Regions from separate parts of the Homo sapiens genome. Here region 2 is linked to region 1. Evidence: read pairs that join two places in POLR2A ChIA-PET (ENCODE). Cell type or tissue: PC-9. All regions are shown on one strand. Each heading gives the region's core, and the rest is flanking DNA. Links, peaks and the distances in the headings are about the cores only.

Region 1 (2,807 bases), core at 213-2,712:
CTCCATTTAACTCAAGTGCTTCTCCCAAGGCTAGGTATCCACAGCTGGGGCTGACCCAGTCTTTTCCATTCCTTGATGGGAACTCAATCTGCCTTGATCTTGGTCTGCCCTAGTGGAGTAGAGTTGCTTTCCGACTGTGCTGCATGGCTGTCAGGGCCGGCGCCATGGAAATGTAACCTGTGCAGACACGCAAGGCTCTGCATGTAGGCCTCACACTTGGTTCAAAGCCAGGCATCACCATCTTGAAATCCTTAATACATTTCAGAACCGATCCTAAAAAGTGTTTCCATTTTGCCATAAGCTTTGCAATCTACGCAGCTGGTCCCAGTGACTCGGGTCTCTGTGCAGGGGTGTCCTCCAGAATCTAGTATTTCTGTACTGGGGAGCATCCGGGCTAAACCTGCCATGCAGAGACCTGTGTCCATTGACAGGTGACAAAGTGAAACAGAGTCCGGGGCTTGACATGAAGTGCCCAGGTGTCCAAGGTGGTACAGGTGACCACCTGGACCAGCAGCCCTAGGGAACATGACATGAGAATGACACGGTTCATGGAGTGAACAGGAGGAAGACCTTGATATGGTTTGGATCTGTGTCCCTGCGCAAATCTCACGTCAAATTGTAAACTCCAAAGTTGGAGGTGGGACCTGGTGAAAGGGGATTGGATCATGGAGGCAGATTTCTCCCTTGGTGCTGTTCTCATGATGGTGAGTGAGTCCATGTAAGAGCTGGTCTTTTAAAAATGTGTGGCAATTCCCCTGCCCCCATCTCCTCCTTCGGCTCCAGCCTTGTGAGATGTTCCTGTTTACCCTTCACCTTCCACTATGACTGTTAGTTTCCTGAGGCCTCCCAAGAAGCAGAAACAGAAGCCGCTATGCTTTCCGTACAGCCTGCAGTGCTGTGAGCCAATATAACCTCTTTTCTTTATGAATTACCCAGTCTCAGGTATTTACAGTGGTGCAAGAAGCGAGTAACACAGATCTCAAATTAGACCACCAGTGTTTTCTTAAGAAGAGAAGCACAGGAGACAGTGGGAGCCACGTTGCCACGCCACCTGGGTGTCACAGGCTTTGCTTCTGGGGTCTGCCACTGACTCACCAGAGGTGGTGGGAGGGTCACCTGCATGCACAGGGTTGGTTGTGGCTTCAGTTATAATGTGATGCCCCATGAAGAACTCTTCTTTTTTGGGATAGTTTTTATCTCCAGGTCTCTGGAGAGCTCTGAGCATACTGCAGGGAAATGTAGGCTAATGCTGACTCCTTCACACCTGTGAGAATTGTGGGAATGGAGTCTAAACCCTGCCTTGAGTTCTGCCTGGGGAGGCTGGGGGTGAGGTGTGCGTTTGGAGTGGGGGACAGTTCTCTCCTAGACTCCACTCCACAGACTGAGATCTATATAGTGAGCTATAAAGGACAGCAGAAGAGCATCAGGCTGAATGTCTCAACTCTGAATAAAGAGTGCAGCCCAATGCTGTACAGGCTGAGTGTCCCTTATCTGAAATACTTGAGACCAGAGTGTTTCTGATTTTGAATTGTTTTGGATTTTGGAATATTTGCATATACACAATGCGATATCTTGGGGATGGGACTTGAGTCTAAACATGAAATTCACTTATGTTTTACATACACCTTACACACATAGCCTGAAGGTAATTTTATGGCATATTTTAATCATTTTGTGCATTTGATTTCATTTTAATTGTGACCTGTCACGAGGTCAGGTGTGAAATTTTCCTCTTGTGGCATTATGTTGGTGCTCACACAGTTTTGGATTTTGGATTTTGGATTTTCAGAGGAAGCATGCTCAGTCTGTATTTTCTTCTGATTAGAAGCCTCTCATCCTATTAGGATAAAGTCAGAGGCCATCATAAGAATTCTCCACCCTTGATTGATGTGGAGGTGTGGCTCCCAGTTTCTACTCATTTTTCCTTTTGCCTTTTTCTCCTTTTTCTCGCATTTTCCTGGAGAATTTGACATCTCTCCTCTTCCCAACTTCTACTCGTTTTTCCTTTTGTCCTTTTTCTCCTCCTTCTCTCCTCTCCTCTCCTGGAAAGTCTGACCTCCCTCCCAGCTGCTCCTCTCCCAGTCTCTTCATTGAGCCCACTTAATGCAGGAACCTCCGTGGCTGGCTGCAGCCGCTTCTCTGCTCAGCCCTAGAGTGGGTTCCCCGTGGGCACCACGTTGCTGCACAAATCCAGCGACAGCTATTTCCCATCACACATAGAATAGAACCAAACCCCGCCACTCGGCCCTGGGGACCCCTCAAGACCCAGCCTCTGCCTCCTCCCCACCTCACCCCCCGACGGCTTCCTTGCTTTGGCCACGTGGGCCCACTCTCTGTCCCAAGCTCACTCCCACGTCAGTCCCCCGTGCCTTCTCCCTCAGGGAGCACTGCGAGGCCCATTACCTCCTTCCTGCTCTTGCGCTCAAATGTCGCCCCTTCCTGACCACCCTGTGTGAAACAGCCTCCCACACACATATGCGTATGTGTGGCTCTATGTATATATCACCACAATTTTCCGAAATTAATAATGCAACATATCAAAACCATTGAATTGTATGCTTTAAACAGATGAATTGTAGGCACGTGATTTATATCTCAATAAAGCTGTTTAAAAAACGAAGCAAGAATTCTTATCCCCCTGAGGCTCGTGTCAGCTCCATGAGAATGTTTGCATGCTTGGTTCGTCCTTATGGAAAATAGACAATAAGCAGGTTCCCGGCGCCCCTCCGCTGTCTGGGTGGCGCATCTCCAACCCCACCCCGTTCCGGCGCTCTGGCCAGGACGTATTGCAACTCTGTCCAGGCGGG
Region 2 (2,807 bases), core at 221-2,720, 110 kb after region 1:
GGAGGTTGCAGTGAGCTGAGATCACACCACACTGCACTCCAGCCTGGGTGACACAGCAAGACTCTGTCTCAAAAAAAACAAAACTCAGATTTACTAGAAAAAGTAAGTATAAAAATACGTTGCAAGGGTACAAGGAGCAAGTTAGCAAGAGAGGAGCAGACTGCAAAGAGACAAAGGCTTGCTGGAGATTTTACAGGCTGGTGCTTATGCTGTGTGCTGGGGAGGGCTTTGTCCAGTATTGGTAACATCAGGGTTGCAGTGAGCTAACTTGCATTTTTTTTTTTTTTTTTGAAACTCTGTCACCCAGGCTGGAGTGCAGTGGTGCAATCTCCACTCGCTGCAACCTCTACCTCCCGGGTTCAAGTGATTCTCCTGCCTCAGCCTCTCAAGTAGCTGTAGCTGGGATTACAGGCATGTACCACCATGCCCAGCTAATTTTTTGTATTTTTAGTACAGATAGGGTTTTGCCATGTTGGTCAGGCTGGTCTTGATCTCCTGGCCTCATAACTTGCATTTTTCTGTCACCCAAGAGTCTGGTGATAAGTTGGGCGCAGAAAACAACTGAGTTATTTGTGCAGGAGGACCATGTGTCCTGGACCATGAGAAAGGGCAGATTTACAGCTTACCTGCTTTCTCTTCTTGCTTTCCCTTGGTCCCACCAGCCTGACTTCTTTTCCCTAATTAGAGCTCCACAGACATTTCACGTACAATGTCAGGAACTTGTGGAACAAGGAAAGTCCACTCTAGAATCCTTGCTAAAGGACCCCAGGTGACCTCTTAGGTCTCTGCCAACTCTTAAATGTAGTCATCCCGAGATGAAGGTGCCTCTTTGGAGGAGGAAACCAAATGTGGATGTATCAAGCTGCCAGCTGCCCCTAAAGAGTAGCCTGCCGGCCGAGCGCAGTGACTCACACCTGTAATCCCAGCACTTTGGGAGGCCAAGGCAGGCGGATCACAAGGTCAGGAGATCAAGACCATCCTGGCTAACATGGTGAAACCCTGTCTGTACTAAAAATACAAAAAATTAGCCAGGCTTGGTGGCAGACGCCTGTAGTCCCAGCTACTCGGGAGGCTGAGGCAGGAGAATGGCACGAACCCAGGAGGCGGAGGTTGTAGTGAGCTGAAATCGCTCCACTGCACTCCAGCCTGGGTGACAGAGCAAGCCTCCGTCTCAAAACAAAAAAAAAAAAAGAGCAGCCTACCCTTCTCACACCTCTCCTGGGTCTCGTTCAAGTGAGACTTGTGGGGAAGAGGGCACAATGCCAGGAAAGGCTGTGGGGCTCGGCCTGCTGCCAGGCATGCTTTGTGTTCTTCTCTGAGACCACAAGTATTCCCATGTTTTGAAATTGTTATTTCTTTTTCCTGGTGTGAGCTTGACTTTTTCCCCTCTAAATTATGCCCACCTGGCACTCTATGCACTTTGTTTTCGTAGCTAAGGCTTTCTGGTAGTCACTACCCCTGGTTCTATTCTTGAGTCCTTAACTAACTCCATGAATCCAAAGGACACTCATCAGACGTAGGTTTCAGCTGATCGTTTTACACCCGTTCTTCCTGTAAAGCAATGTAATTCCTTTAATGCAGCTCACACAGGGACACCTTGACTCACAGAGGGACTGTAGCTGATCAGACACTCTGGTACCAAAGCAGAAACACTGGCATCTCAGGGCTGTATCCTGGGTCGAAGCCTCCCGAGATGTGTTCTCCTGACCTCCTTTTTAGGCAAGACAGCTGACCCACTCCTGGCCTTTGGCGCCTCCAGTTTTCTTGTCCCACTCTCGGTGGTTCAGAGACCTTGCAGATCCACCCCACGGTGCCTCCGCTTTCAGGGGCCCCGATGGGGAGTGCTCCTCTAGATGGGGCTAGGGTCGCGCCCTGGGCAGACTTGACTCTGAATCAGTTGAAGTTGCAACACTGCAAATTCTTTGGGTTGCAAATAACAAAAACCCAACTCAAGTATAAGCAAAAAGGGGGATGTATTTAAAGAATCATGAAGTGTCTCAATAACTCAACAGTAAGAATCCATCTAGGATTCAGGCATCAATGAACCTCAAGAAAGCTGGAGGCGGGGTGCTCTCAGGAGCCTCTCTCCCCTGTCACCACCCCACCAAGCTCCCTTCCCTTCTTTAGCCCATGTGGCAGAAACCAGTTTCGTGTTAAAACTTCAAGCACCTAAAGGAGGCTGACTTTCTCAGTTCCAAGTTCTAAAGCCCCACAAAGCACTCTTGCCCCCCTTGGGTCCGGTGATCCAGGTGAACTGATGATCCAGCCCACAGCAGCTGCAGTGGGGTCATAGGGTCCTCTCACGGCAGCTGTCCTGGGGAGCCAGAAGCGACACAGAGGACAGTGAGTGAAGTTCCCAGACATGGGTGGAAAGGTGCTGGGTGTGAGGACCTCCTCCTCCTTCTTCCTCCTTCCACCTCGTCCTCCCTCCTTCTCCTCCCTCCTCCTCTTCTGTCCTCCTCCCTCCTTCTCCCACCTCTCTCCTCCCCCTTCCCCCTTCTCCCCCTCATCCCCCCTCCCCCTCCCTCCTTCTCCCTCCTCGTTATCCTTCCTCCCACCTCCTCCCCTCCTCTCTCCTACTTCTCCCTTCTCATACTCCTCCCTCCTCCTTTCTCTTCATCCTCCTCCTTCTTCCTCCTCCTCCCTCCTCCTCTTCTGTCCTCCTCCCTCCTTCTCCCTCCTCTCTCCTCCTCCTCTCCCCTTCCCCCTCCTCCCTCCTGCTCCCTCCTCATCCTCCTCCCTCCTCATCCTCCTCCCTCCTCCCTCTTCATCCTCCTGCCTCCTCCCCCTCCTCCTCCCTCTTCATA

Evidence for each region. Peaks named below come from ENCODE experiments on the same cell type or tissue, not always from the same donor. Only the 100,000 strongest peaks of a DNase experiment are listed, where the experiment ranks them.
Region 2: POLR2A ChIA-PET joins it to region 1 with 12 read pairs; 2 of 35 experiments call an interaction of 5 or more read pairs at or near these places.

Annotation. Positions count from the first base shown.
Region 1 is chr2:235,189,325-235,192,131 of GRCh38, forward strand. No RefSeq gene overlaps it. Among named protein-coding and RNA genes, the nearest start is that of SH3BP4, 240 kb to the left of the region's middle. In PC-9, for the core only: no CTCF peak of the experiment used is centred there; no DNase peak of the experiment used is centred there.
Region 2 is chr2:235,299,230-235,302,036 of GRCh38, forward strand. No RefSeq gene overlaps it. Among named protein-coding and RNA genes, the nearest start is that of AGAP1, 190 kb to the right of the region's middle. In PC-9, for the core only: no CTCF peak of the experiment used is centred there; DNase peaks (open chromatin) are centred at 1,402 and 1,532.